3 separate regions of the Homo sapiens genome follow, and regions 1 and 3 are each linked to region 2. Evidence: chromatin contacts called from ENCODE Hi-C data. All regions are on one chromosome and are shown on one strand. The core of a region is the stretch at or near the end of the contact, and the rest is flanking DNA. Distances in the headings are between cores, read along the strand shown.

The links. A loop is a pair of places that touch in the nucleus more often than their neighbours do. Pooled maps may share reads with other maps.
Region 1: a map of CD8-positive, alpha-beta T cell shows a loop between it and region 2 (17-fold over the local background). The contact joins the promoter of NTPCR here to the promoter of TSNAX-DT in region 2. A Hi-C loop is called at or near these places in 1 of 168 maps with a recorded cell type or tissue (CD8-positive, alpha-beta T cell), 2 of 37 single-sample maps with no recorded cell type and 9 of 50 pooled maps.
Region 3: a loop to region 2 is called in a map of CD8-positive, alpha-beta T cell, with 9 times the contacts of the local background. The contact joins the promoter of GALNT2 here to the promoter of TSNAX-DT in region 2. A Hi-C loop is called at or near these places in 1 of 168 maps with a recorded cell type or tissue (CD8-positive, alpha-beta T cell), 1 of 37 single-sample maps with no recorded cell type and 9 of 50 pooled maps.

What each region holds. Positions count from the first base shown.
Region 1 is chr1:232,947,638-232,952,199 of GRCh38, forward strand. It overlaps NTPCR (nucleoside-triphosphatase, cancer-related), which reads left to right and starts at 2,974. Exons shown (of 5, transcript NM_032324.3): 1 at 2,974-3,107. The coding sequence starts at 3,074. It overlaps LOC107985361 (a long non-coding RNA gene), which reads right to left and starts at 3,912. Exons shown (of 2, transcript XR_001738525.2): 1 at 3,691-3,912; 2 at 583-3,519. RefSeq lists enhancers at 2,696-2,795, 2,708-3,249, 3,250-3,789.
Region 2 is chr1:231,525,962-231,530,864 of GRCh38, forward strand. TSNAX-DT (TSNAX divergent transcript) reads right to left here and starts at 2,595. Exons shown (of 3, transcript NR_173106.1): 1 at 2,459-2,595; 2 at 1,377-1,454. It overlaps TSNAX (translin associated factor X), which reads left to right and starts at 2,708. Exons shown (of 6, transcript NM_005999.3): 1 at 2,708-2,865; 2 at 3,294-3,398. The coding sequence starts at 2,850. It overlaps TSNAX-DISC1 (TSNAX-DISC1 readthrough (NMD candidate)), which reads left to right and starts at 2,692. Exons shown (of 16, transcript NR_028393.1): 1 at 2,692-2,865; 2 at 3,294-3,398. RefSeq lists a silencer at 2-296 and enhancers at 1,975-2,796, 2,265-3,464.
Region 3 is chr1:230,064,406-230,069,019 of GRCh38, forward strand. It overlaps GALNT2 (polypeptide N-acetylgalactosaminyltransferase 2), which reads left to right and starts at 2,833. Exons shown (of 16, transcript NM_004481.5): 1 at 2,833-3,001. The coding sequence starts at 2,876. RefSeq lists enhancers at 2,049-2,208, 4,563-4,614 and silencers at 2,339-3,148, 3,589-3,648.

The sequences.
Region 1 (4,562 bases), core at 1,724-4,223, 1.4 Mb after region 2:
AGTCATCTCTGCTTCTGTCCTACTGGGTTACTGGCAGGATAGAACATTGTTCTGCACAGAGATTAGAACTCAGGGTATGAATGGCTCAGAGTTTAGGTACAGACTGCATTAAACAGTCATTCTATAACCACCGCTGACAAGACAACCAGCTTACAATAAAGTATTATTAGCCTTTGACTTGTTTGTAAGAAGGAATTATCTTGTTTAACCACATGAAACCTTCTGCTTTACTTCCCAAATGTTCCTTTAACAGTTTGATGACCATTCATCCTGGTTTGCTCGGGATTGAGGGGCTTTCTAAGACACAGAATTTGCAGTTTAAAAATTAGGACAGTTCTGGGAAAAGGGTAGATATGAAAACAAAATAAACAGTGTTTTTTGGACTTTAGGGTATTTTATAATTGTAGAGACTGTAGAGTTGTACCTACAAACTGTTTTAATAAAGAACTGTACTGCATCCTGTCATAAGTGAGGCTGCACCCAGGTGTTGCAGAAGAAATCTTTGGAATCACCTGTTCCTTAGGTAATTAATTCTACCTTGTGTGTTAGCTCAGGCTACTATAATAGAGTACCACAGATGAGTGGCTTAAACAAAAAAACATTTATTTCTTACAACTCTGGAGGCTGAAGTTTAAGATCAGGGTGCCAACACGACTGGGTTCTTGGGGAAGGCCCTCATCTTGGTTGACAGAGAGCAGTCTTCTCCTCGTATCTTCACATGGCAGAGAGCAGAGAGATAGAAAGCAAGTTTTCTCCCGCCTTTTTCTAAGGGTACTAATCACATTCATGAGGACTCCACTCTAGTGACCTGATTACCTAATTGCTTCTTTAAGGCCCCACACTTTAATACCTTCACCTTGTGGGTTAGGATTTCAACAATATGAATTTTGGGGGGACACAAACATCCGTCCATTGGATGTTGATTAGATAGGAAGCAAAAGTTGGATTCAGTATGGTACAGTACTTTAAGATCCCATTTATTTTAAAATTTGTTTCAATTTATGCCATCTTCTTTTGTTGTTAATCTCTAAGAGATATAAGCTATTTAATTTTTTGTTATTGTTACCTAATAACACATACAGGAAACTGTAGAAATTAAGCATCAAATCAATGAATTTTCTAACAAGAAGATATCCGTGGAACTACCATCCAAATAATTCATTTTCCATGGATAAAGTACATTCAACTATGGAGTCTTTTTTTCTGTTTTGTGAGACGTTGATTCACCATATCTGAATTCCATGTATCTTTGAGCTACTTAAACTGATGCCAGAATTCCAGGCACAGCAACAAAACAAAAGAACCCAACTTCCGGTGAGCCTTGCAAATCCAAACTGCTTTTCAGTGATGGAAAATGCTATCTGATTAACATTTAAAACGAGTACTTTTGATACAAGAGATACATATACTTTTTTCCTTTTTTTTGGAAGCTCCTCCTATGAATTTACTTTACTATATCAACTTTTCACTGTATTCAACATATATGGACTGCAAAATAAATCAAGGTGGAAGGCCCTACATTAACAGTTGGGATAATAAATAGTATACTGTTATAATAATAGAGCATTACAAATGTTGCAGAAATGATGGTGATGACAGCTATATTTTACAAATCCAACTTTGTTTTTTTAGATAATCATTGGACTGGCATATGTCTCAGGCTAAAGGGAAACCAAGAGGTCCATGTGTGGGCAGAAACCAATTAAGTTGAGCACTCACTGAACTGCTTTCTCAGCCAGGATGGGGAACGACTGACTACAAATTAAGCTGTACACATGTTAGACTGAAAGAGTTTACAGGTAAATGTGGCCCAAGGCCACTGCCACGTCATTCGTTGGCCGGAACACTTGCAGTGGTAAAGTGAGACGGAGAAGCTATTTAATTCTTTGCAAGAGGAGATCTTTATACACTTTGGTGTGAAAGTAAAGAGGGAAAACTGGGCGTCCTATGCATGGCTGAGGACGGGAAGCCTGCCTACACCAGTGGTTCTCAACCCTAGCGCACTTCAGGAACTTCCTGGAGTTTAGAAAGAAGAAAAAAGAATACAGGTGCTCAAGACTCGCTCAAGACCAATTACTCATGTTAAACAAGATTTATGGGAGGCCATTGTTTTGGACTAACCTCCTGCACTAGGTCCTAGCAGACTAGACCAAACCAGAATGGAGTCACTTGTGCCAAGTGCCATGTAACCAAACTGAACTTTGAAACAGGCCCGTTTTCCCAAAAAACAGGAGATTGTAGTTAACCTGAGTCAGTACAATAACGAAGTCCAATCTGTTTTAACCCTATAAGGAAAGTAACTTTGAAATACCCACTCTTTGTTTTGTTCTTCAGCCTTTTTTTGCCCATAAAGCCAACCTCCTCTGCACAACTCATTGGAACACTCTATTTGCTTTATGAAATGATCTATTTCTCGATTCTAGATCCTAAATATAAGCCAATTAGATCTTTAAACTAAACTTGTAATTTTGTCTTCTGACACTCCCTATTACTGCAGGTGAAACCCAGGCATCAGAGCAAGTTTAAAACTCCCCAGCTGATTCTATTCTGCAGGAATGTTTGAGAACAAAGTTGGAGTCATTAACATGGCATCCCCCTTTGAGGAATGCTTCCAGGTCACAAACCTTCTACAAAAGGGCTGTCCCGGCAGCCTTGGGCAATTTCAGCTCCTAGGTCCGGAGTCAAGGGGCAGAACTTGGGTGATGGCGCTGACTTGAAGCAGCAATAGTTTAATAACTGACGTTCTCACGCACTTATCTCTGCAAATACCCCACAAAAGCCCTGAACCCAGAATGAAACTTAAGAGACCGTACAACCCGCTCCGCCTATAGGAACTGCCGCGGCACAGGCGCCAATGCCGAGGGCTGAATGCGCAGGCGCGGACCGGGGACTCGGGAGAAGGCGCATGCGTGGTCTTGAGGGCGGTGCTTCCGGTCAAAGCACCGCTTGGGGGCGGGGCCTGCGACACGCGGTGGGCGGGTCCTGAGTCGCGACCCTGGTCCGGACCTGACCTGAATTGCGACCCCAACCTGGACTGCTCCCCTGACCGCAACCCCTACCCCCGCCCACCAGTATGGCCCGGCACGTGTTCCTAACGGGGCCCCCAGGTAACCCTGAGGGGATCCCCACCTCCAAGAGGTCGAGGGGGTGGGGGCGCGCGGGCTGCGGGCGACCTTGTGCTGTCGGGGAGGGTCTCCGGCTCCAGGGCTCCGGCCTCTGAAGTTCCCAATTTAAATGGCGGGCTTGGTAGTCTGAAGAGTTTGTACTCCTTCCCGGAAAACGTGATTTAAAAGACACAGGGCCTAAAGGATTAGAACACACTTGTGAGGGGGTCCTAGACTGGCTTCTTGATGAAGGGCAGAAACCGCAGGGGCCAGCGGCAGCGGTAACTCCTACTGTAGTGTTGACGTTGTGGTCTGCACAAATGGTATTTCAAGAGATCTGCGGCAACCGCGATGTGAAGTGGAGATGTCTAATTTCTGTTGATAGTCACAGGTATTTCCTTACTGTGGGTCTTTGCTACATTGATCGTGCAAAAAAAAAATGGTAAATTTTAGTTGGAGGACAGCGAAACTGAAGTTGTAACCTTTCTTTCCCATCTAAGTTCATCCCCCCACCCCCATCCCCATCTCCATCCCCACGAATTCCCTCCACAGCTGAGGCCAGAGGTGGAGAAGCTTTGGTACCTACAGGAGCCCTTCTCAGACACTCTTGCTTGTTCCTGTCGCTGTCCCCTCCTGATGTCTGTCAGATCCCTCAACCCTGTGGCCTGTGGAGTTCTCATCTGAGAAGCAGGATAGCGTTGAGGTCAGATGAGAGGTGTAGGAGGAGGTGCTTTTAAACCAAGGCGCTACCCATGTATCAAGCATTACTAAAAAGGACAGGTAGGCTGCATCAGATAGGCTAAAAAAAGATAGATGGGCTAAGAGTGGAGAAAGTGATTTCTTCAGCTCCTTTGCAAGGCAAATCTAATTTTGAAGTTTAGTGTGGGTTCAGATATCAAAGGCTGTAACCCTGGATCTAGAATTCTCTTTCACTTTATTTTAATGATTATGTTTAGTTGTAAGTAGCAAAGGCTACAGCTAATATTGCAGACTTTGGGATTTTGTCAGGCATTGGATGGGGGAGTTGGGGAGCAGGGGGTGAGGAGGAGGAGGGTGGTTTGAGAAATGCCTGCTATCTAAAGTCACTCCTAAGTATTGCAAAGAACTGTTTTCTGAAAGTTGGTTTGTCAATCCTTTATTTGAAACTTGGAATGCAGTTTGATACTCAGCAGGCTGACCCCAAGACAACTGTGTGTTTTATTAATGGAGGTGTCCTGTTACCGTGATTGTATTGATGGTGGTTCTTGTTTCTGCTTTATCAAAGTCTTACCTACACGTAGTTGAAAGACTCAAATAATTCTACAGTGTAGCTCTCTTAAACCTGTCCTCAAACCCACGCACCTTTGTCTTTTCTCCTTCTCTTCTTAATGTAGTTACAGCGTAATTTTCATTAGTCAATGTTTACAGTATTATGGCCATGTAAAGACAATCACAACAGAGCCACATAGTAATCTATGA
Region 2 (4,903 bases), core at 1,345-3,844:
GTATTTTTTAGTAGAGACTGTTTCACCATGTTGGCCAGGCTGGTCTCGAACTCCTGACCTCAAATGATCTGCGCGCCTTGGCCTCCCAAACCAGTTTTGATATGCGATTTTTCTCTTAATCTAATGGTGACCAATGAGAGGATTTATGAACTGAATAACCACCATGCAATTGAAAGGCTTAGTGCTTCATTCAGAGTCAAATATAGGCAATTAGAATGCAACAGGGGGCCAGGCACAGTGGCTCACTGTAATCCCAGCACTTTGGGAGGCCTAGGCAGGTGGATCACTTGAGCCCAGGAGTTTGAGACCAGCCTGGGCAACATGGCGAAACCCCGTCTCCACAAAATGGAGAGAAAAAAAAAATTAGCCGTGCATAGTAGCATGTGCCTGTAGTCCCAACAACCTGGGAGGCTGAGGTGGGAGGATCACTTGAGCCCGAGGAGGTCGAGGCTGTAGTGAGTGAGCCGTGGACTGCAGCCTGGGTGACAGTGAAACCGTGTCAAAAAAAAAAAAAAAAAAAAGCAACAATAACAAGTAAAAACAACATCAGAGGTAAGATCCTACTAAAAATCTTTACCTTCCTCTCCCTGACTTGGGGTGGTTGTCTTCCTTTAAAAAACAAACAAAAAACTGTTTTGCCAAGTACCAAAACTATGTGTTTGCATCTGAAGCAATAAAACAAGGAGACCAGGTAGGGATGCAGGTTGTTACAGAAGTTGAAATCTATTTCCTGACAAAGGAGTAGCTACAAGTTGGAACACCTGGGGAGGCCTGGGGTAAATGCATATGCAAATAAGTGCTGGGAAAGTGCTCCTGGGATTCACCTCCCTTAAATACTTTCAGAAGTCATTACAGGTTATGAAACTTAGTGTTCTAATCATTACATTTATGGGAAAGAGTGGAAAGCAGTTCAGGTAACATAGCTGTAGTTGAACAGGCTAGGGGAGTGGTGGCTGGAGAAAGAAAAGAAATATAGTTGATCCAGGTTTTGGAAAGTTGAGATCTTGGGATGTGCTACTCCAGGAGAGTTAGGAAAAATACCCTTTTCCTCGACTATGGTACAGTACAGTAAGTATTGACTCTGAAAATGTTCGTAAGTACTGGCTTCCTTGGATCTAGAGGGAGTCACATTAAAATGGCTACATTTGTATCAGAGCTGTCTTTTATTCTTTTTGGCATGGTCAAGTCATTTCTAATCAGAGTAGGGGGAATACTGGTAGATCAGACGTCACTCAAACTCATGAGAATTATCTGTTTAACATCCACAAAGCAAGTAGCCCAACAAGCAAGGTCCCCAGGAGCCTACTTTATCCTCAAGGAATCTGCTTAGTCAATTGACGTATTCACAGGGCTGGAGAGGTATGAGTGGTGGTTACCTTCGTGCCAGAGCAGAACATGCCTTGTAGTTACTGCCATATTCTAGCCAAGTTACTCCATTTACTGTTCCTTTGTTCCTAAATTAACAAGGAGAAAAGACTGTGTGTTCAACACATGACCACAATAGAGAGGTTATTTAGAGAAAGCTTAAAATGTACTTGTGTTTTCTGTACTAGGCCTAGGGCACCCCAGTTATGAAGCCTTGGCCTGAGTTTCTCTCTAGACGGTGCTGAATTGCCATCTAGTTACCTATTCTGACACCAGGAACATGATTCTTCAACAAACATTGACGGAAGCTTACATGGGACCGGATCACAGCGCTGAGAAGCACTGGGGCTAAGGGGCGGCACAAAGTCTAGATATGGTGGCAGCACCTGCTCATAATGAAATGCCCACAGTTTAGTGGAACACAGCTGCTATTACTCACCTGTCTATCATTTTGTTTGGGAGAGCCCTGGTGGGAGAGGAGTATGGTATTTAATATTTAATTGAGCAGTTATATGTGAAAGAGCGTTTTCACGAGACTTAACTCCTTTCATCCTCAAATAACCCTACAAGGCGGGTACTATTCTATCCCTATGTTACAGATAAGGAAACTGAGGCAGAGAAGTTGCGTGCTTCATCAAGGTCACACAACCACTCCGTGGAGGCAAGTTGAACACAGGCTGTCCGGCTTCTGAGAGCCAGTGGAGAGGAGGGAGACGGTGGGAGACGGGCAGGGGGAAAAGGTGGAAGTAGACCCGAAGGGCAGGCTTGATCTTCATAAGAGAAAACAGTACTAACACCATCCACTGATTGACTCGCATATTTCCATCACTTAAAGCTCCTGGCGTCACTGCCAGGAATGGAAAGTTAAAAAACTCCCAGCTCTGTAAGGTTCTGCCTGGATCCTGAAAAAAACCTTCCCACATGCCCCGAGGAAACTCGAGGGCTCGCTTCTTTCTCACATCCCTGGCCCGGGGCACCGGAGGTCCCGCTCCGGCGGAGGAACTACAACCCCCACAGCACCGCGCGCGAAGCTGGGCCCCCCTGAGGGAAGGGTAAGGTGTCCCGAAGGTGCCTTCAGAAAAAAATTACGTACGTTTTTCGTCGCTTTCCCACGATCACACAGATCTCAGGTCCAGGAGGACGCATCGTCTTTTTAGTAACAGTGCATGCTGTGAGGCTTGTAGAGTCGCCTCTCTCTTCAGGCGCAGCAGAGGGCGGCCGCAATAGTACGCTCGCGCGGCGGTGGCGGGTGGTGGTCCTTGGACCACGCGGTGGGCGGAGCCAGCGGCGACGGCCTCCCCTCCCCTCCGGACGCAGGCCGGAAGTACGTGAGAGGAGACTTCCGGCCACTGCGTTGTAGTCGGCCCGGCTGCAAAGCGTTTTTCTGCAGGCTGTTTTCCCAGGTTCCCTCGGCCTGTACCTCGCGCACTCCTCTTGCTCCAGGTCCTTCAGTCTCCGCTCGTCTCACCGTAGGCTGTGACGACATGAGCAACAAAGAAGGTGGCGTCCTTAACAACACGGGGCGTTATTTATCCGGAGGGGGAGGTTCTCCAGTCTTTCTATGCAGTTTTCCCCTTTTCACCCTTGAAGGATGCCTTCGTCCCTTGTAGACTCGGGGGCGGCCCCTCTGTTTCTCTCCCCGGCCAGATCGGCCCTGTTTACACCTCCTTTTTTCTTAAATTTTTGAGGTGTGATTTTATCCTAGTTCAGTAATTGCTGTAATGCCAGATCATAGCACCAGTTGGTGGAAACTTGGATGATTTGCTTGGAAAGGCCTGGGCAGCGTCTCTGTCAGTCTGCGGAGAAAGCCTCTAAGGCGAGGGCCCTGTGGGTATCTGGTTTTAAAGCAAGGAGTAGGTTTGTCTATGTTGTGTTTTGCAAACTCTTGGTGATGGAAGATCCCTCTCTTTTTTTCTTCTCTATATAAGGATCAGGAGGGTTCAGGAAAAGGAAGCATGACAATTTCCCACATAACCAAAGAAGAGAAGGGAAGGATGTTAATTCATCTTCACCCGTGATGTTGGCCTTTAAATGTAAGTTCTCTGCAATGTAAGTTGAAGAAGGGGAGAGAACAAAATTATTTAGCCATGGTTATGCGCAAGAAAACAGTCCCTAAGAATTTAATGTGAAACTTTAGCTGGAGGTTTTGTGATGGCGCTAGATGTACCCTAAAAGTCTGGATTACAAAGGCCTTCACTTTTATGTCCCATTAAGAGAAATATTAGTAATCAGGTAAACATGACTTAAACACAAGAAACAGTAAACATTAATTAATATTTGACATGTCACATACTCAAGAATTGTGTACCTGATAATATTTACTCATCTGTTATATGCTAAAATATATTTTCATTTAGTGTGTATTTGTTTCCTCTACTAGACTTGAAGACAGGGACGGTATCTTTGTTTTAACTGTAACACTTAGCACAGAGTGGGAGCTTGTATCTATTAGTGAATCTCGCATATCTATATACACATATTTTCACAGTCCCCTTTTCTCAGCATATTAACTTGGACAAGTTATTCCTCAATTCAAAACAAACACAAAACAAAATCCTCTTCCTTTTGTCCCTGTCTATCCACTATCCTGTACCTTACGTTTCTGTGATTAAGGAATCTGGGAAGGGCTTAGCTGGTTGATTCCTATTTGCAATCACCTGAAGCCTTGATTGGGGCTGAAGGATCTACAGCTGTTGATAGTTTAGGCCTTTTGCCTGCAACCAGCTCTCTGTTCCTGTCCACATGAACTTCTTGTGCTGCTTGGATGTCCTTTGGTGTGGCATCTGGCCTCCTTCAGAGAGAGAGAGTGCAAGAGAGCAAGGAGGAAACCACAATCTCTATGTCCTAATCTCAGACATCAGACACTGTCATTTTTGTCACATTGTGTTTGTTAGAAGGGAGGCAGTTTTAAAAACTGTCTCACATTGAAGAGGAAGGAAGTTATGTCCCACCCTTTGGAGGGAGGAGTCTCAGGTTATTTGTGGATATATTTGAAAACCACCACAGTATCTACTGTGATCGTCAGAAGTTTAAGACAGCTGGCCGTAATTGAATAAAGAGCGTACTGATACAGAAGGTGGAGTTGCGGCTGGGTGTGGTGGCTCACGCCTGTAATCCCAGCACTTTGGGAGGCCGAGGCGGGGGGATCACGAGGCCATGAGTTTGAGACCAGCCTGGCCAACATGGTGAAACCCTGACTCTAATAAAGTACACGGTGAAACCCCGTCTCTACTAAAAATACAAAAAATTAGCCGGGCGTCAGTAGTCCCCACTACTTGGGAGGCTGAGGCAGGAGAATGGCGTGAACCCAGGAGGCGGAGCTTGCAGTGAGCCGAGATCGTGCCACTGCACTCCAGCCTGGGCAACAGAGCGAGGCTCCGTCTCAAAAAAAAAAAAAAAAAAGTACGAAAAATTAGTTGGTCGTAGTGGGAGGTGCCTGTAATCCCAGCTACTCGGGAGGCTGAGGCAGGAGAATCGCTTGAACCCGGAACGCGGAGGTTGCAGTGAGCCGAGATCGCGCCTTTGCACTCCAGCCCCG
Region 3 (4,614 bases), core at 1,583-4,082, 1.5 Mb before region 2:
AAGATTCCTCATGAAAGGCCCATGTGAGTCACGTTCTCTGAATTTTTGCATTCAGGTCATATCTGTTTGCCTACAACCTTGACACTTGAGGGCTGGGTATAAAAATCACTGCCTGGTACTTTTTTGTGTGTGTGTCATGGAGTCTCGCTCTGTCACCCAGGCTGGAGTGCAATGGCATGATCTCAGCTCACTGCAACCTCTGCCTCCCGGGTTCAAATGATTCTTCCACCTCAGCCTCTCGAGTAGCTGCGATTACAGGCACCTGCCGGCTAAGTTTCATATTTTTTTTAGTGATGGGGTTTCACCACTTTGGCCAGGCTGGTCTTGAACTCCTGACCTCAGGTGATCCACCCACTCTGGCCTCCCAAAGTGCTGGGATTACAGGCATGAGCCACTATGCCCAGCCTGCCTGGCACTTTTGTTCCTTGTTAATGCTGCTCCACTGTTGCCTGGCTTTGCATGTTGCTGTTCAGAAGTCTGATGCCAGCATAAATTTTTATCTCTATAAGCAATTTGATCTTTTTTGCCTTTAAAATCTAATCGTTTTACTAAAATATATTTAGGAGTTGATAATTCCAGATCATTTCCCAAGGTACATGGAAGTCACTTTTGACATGTACATTTAAATTTTCCCTTATTCCTGGATTATTTTCTGGGGTTATAGTTTTAATATTAATTAGGTTTTATTGTTTAATGTTTGTACTTTAGGGACTCCACTTAACATGTATTTTGGTCTTCCTTTCCTGGCTTTTATTTTAACCTCTTCTCTCTGAACCTTTTTACTTCTATCTTTATATTATTTTCAATTTCTTGATTGTTTTCTTGCCATTCTTCAGTGTCCTTTTACATATTTTCATTTGAATATATTTTCCCTTGGACACCTTGTAATTATTCTTTGTTTCTGGGATAGTTTTTGTCATTACTTTCAATTTCCTTCTTGAATTTGCTCAACCCTTGTTGCATTTCTTCCTAATTTTTGTCTAGTCTGTCTTCAGTTCTTGAAATTTCTTATCCTAGATATGTGTGTGTGTGTGTATGTGTATACAAATACGTGACACTTTGTTCAGTTTGACATGTGGTATTACAATTTTCTTATGCTTCATGGTTTTTATTGTGGGGGTTTTCATCAGCGAAAATGTTATGATTTATTTTTTATCATCAGAAATGTGATTTCTGTTTTCTTTTTGCAGAATCTTTAAATGCAGTTGATTTGATGTTTTTCTGTTACTAGGCATTTTGAGGCAGGGTTCCCGGTTCAAGAGTGTTTTCTTTTATCTGTGTACTGAAATGCAGTTTTTAATAGATAATGTTGGTGTTTGGGGAGGGGACTGGCTGTCTTCTCTTTCATTTCTGCAGGATTTGTAATTTTCCCTTCTGACTTCCTTCTTTCCCTTCATTGTCAGGCCTCTGAAGGACATTATCTTCTTTTCGTATTTATCTGACTTTTTCCCAGAAACAAGGCTCCTTCAAGCCTCTCACCTCTTGTCCCATTTTCTTTCAAATCTCTTCCCTTGATCAATAAGGCACCTGACCTCTGTTCAGTTTTTAGTTCTTGGTGTTGGACTTTCTATTTATAAAGAGGTGACAACCCTGTACTTCACTTAAGTCCTTGGCAATAGTGGAGGGAGCTCAGTTGGAATTTGGTATCTTTTCTTTCTTCTACTTAAGTAATTTAATGTTCAGTTCATGGCATTCTCTCTAAGTAATGCTGAAGGCTTGTTTTTGTTTCGTTGAGGATATGGGTACGGACTTATATCAGGCAGCTGCCATTATCCTCTGACCGAGAAGCTCCTGAAAACATTTAATATATCAAGTTCTAAGTAAAATTTCTGTCTTTCTTAGGAACACTGGAAGCTTTGCGTGTTGCAAGGGCATCACCAAGGTTACATAGATTATGTTACAAGACAGATCGTTTTCTTGTATCGTTAAAGATGCTTAATGTGCTTTTTAAAGAACGCAACGAATGAGAAAGAAAAGATTTTAAACAATATATTATTGCTTTCCTTCTTCCTCATTTTGTGTTTATTGAAAAGAACAACTCTACCATTGATAGCTCTGTCACCCACAGAAAAATGTTCTTTTGAAAATTACCTTCTCAGTTCCTACCAACTCAAAACCTCCACATCTGCCTATATAGATAAATAAAATCGATACCAGCGGGTCAGGAATGTTTTGCTGCAAGATTAGTGAGAAAACTGCAGCAAGCAGCAGCAAAGTCGGGTTCAAGCGGGCGGTTTGCACCAAAAACTCAGGTCAGTTGGCCAATAAGAGCAAGCCCGTTAAGGGTCTGAGGTGGCCCCAAAGACCAAGGCTGAAGAGGTGACAGTCTGGGCAGGAAGCACCGAGGCCACTACCGCCCCCGTAATCGAGAGGCCCCGTGTGCGTGAGCAAGGCTCTTTGCCCACGTGTGCGCGCGCTCCAGTCGGGTCCCGGGGCAGCCACCTGTCACTCACGGGGGAGGGGGCGGCCGGCGGGGGGAGCACGCTGAGGGGCGGGCGGCCGGGGGCGGGGCGGCGCCCAGGCCCTCACGGCGGAGCCCGGCGTGCTGCAGCCATGGAGACGCGGCAGTCCCCTCCCGCGGCCCGCGCCCCGGCCCCCGCAGCCGCCGCCGATTGGTCGCCCTTTGCTCCCTGACCCCCCTCGCCGCCTCCGAGGCCGCTGCTTCCTGCTCTGGTGCCGCGCGGCGCCGCCGGCCCGGGGCGGAGCTCGGGCGCCGAGTGCGCGCCGCCGCCGAGCAGTAGCACCGCGCGGGAGGAGGAGCCGCCGCCGCGCCCTTCCCCTTCCTCCGCTCCTCCCCCGGCCCCCACCGCGCCCGCGGCCGGCCCAGGCAGCACTCGCGAGCAGCGGCGGCCCCGCCGGCGGCCGAGTTGGGAGAATGCGGCGGCGCTCGCGGATGCTGCTCTGCTTCGCCTTCCTGTGGGTGCTGGGCATCGCCTACTACATGTACTCGGGGGGCGGCTCTGCGCTGGCCGGGGGCGCGGGCGGCGGCGCCGGCAGGAAGGTGAGTGGAGCGCCCTGCCGCGGCCGGGCCCCTGCGCCCACCCCCCACCCTGCGCCCCTGTCCCCTGCCCTCTCCGCGCCGCCCCTGCGCTCCTCCGCCCGGACCTCCGCTCGCGTCGCCCGCCCTCGTCCCGGGCCTCCGCGCCGAGTGCCCAGGGCAGGGGTGCACCCGGCCCCTCTGCGCACGCCGGGCTCCGAAAGGGCGGCCCCCGCAGCCTTTCTCTGCCCCCTCTCGTGGACGTCGCCCCTCTCTCTGCTCGTCGTAATTCGAGTCTTGTCCGGCCGCCGGGAGCCCCATCCCCTGCGGTTGGAAGTTTAGGGATGGGGGTGTTGGGAAACACAAAGGGGGTGGGGAGGAGAGGAGAGAGAGGCGACCGCTTTTCCAACGCGTCATGTACAGCAGGAGAGAGGAGTCCAAGTTTCTTTTCAGCCCTTTGATACCAGCGGCTGCAAATCCTCGTCCCTTTCCCCCTGTCACTCCGCGGGGCGTGGGTTCCGTGTTTCTGCCACCTTCTTTGCCCTTTACCTTTGGGGGGCAGGGGCGGCCGCTCCCGTGCCAAGTAAAGCCCCAGGGCCCGTGCGAGCCAGGGGCCAGTGCGCCCCTGCGCCCCGAGCGAGGCCAGTCCCGGCCGTTCCCTTGCGGCCCCAGCGTTACCCTCTGCCCAACCCGGCCCCCGGCCCTCCCGCGCGAGCCGGACGTGGCCTCCTGCGCTTGCATTTTCCATCCCCACTCCCCGCTTCAGGGAGAATCCCTCTTCTGTGGCTGTGTTTTTAACATGCTCCAGGGGCCGAGTGATCTGGCTGTGGGGACCGTGTGAGCCGCTCTGCGGTTCCGCGTCCTCGTGCCGCCGCTCCGGACGGCCGGGCCCTGGGCATTCGGGAGGATGGTGAGCGCCGAGAGGAGCCGGGACAGCGCGGTCCTGCGGCCGAGCGCCGGCCGGGAGAGCAGGGCGTCGGGCTGTGTGCTGGAGCATGCCGGCAGGGGACGTTTGTAGTGTTTTACTGGCTCCTCGGCTTTGAAAGCAGCGTTATCTTTTCCGAATTCCTGTAACCCTCGTTACTGTGACATTTAGTGTCACCGCAAACCCAGAAAATTCTGAGTTAATGGAGATGGACTACGGGTGGTTGGGTTGGAACAAGAGAGTGGTATCCTGAAACAAGCCAGAGGGAACTAACTAGATGAACAGACTTCAGTTCTGAAGTCAGACCCCTAAATGTCCACGCCGGGGTTTGGCTGCTTCAGAGGTTTTTTCTTTGCTTCATTCATTCATTCATAGCCGAAGATGTTAGGTGGAATGGGTGCCTTATGTGGTTTCTGGTAAATTACGTGGATTTGTTTTATCTAGAAGGGCAGAAATAAAGCCCTCTTTCCACGTGCTGAATCGGCCTAGCTTCTGAGCTGACATTGTACTCTTAGCGTTGTTTTTGTAAAAAATGGTATAGGTAGTATATGTACGCGAAGACTTGGTTTATTCTTGAACAGCAAAGAGCATGCAGGCAGCAAAAGCCGTGCAGTCCATTCAGAGATATAATCGTGTAAAACTGGAATGATTTTTAAAACTTTGCTTCCCGGTAAACTGTGCCTTGGCCACTCTGCATAGCCTGGTGTGCTGG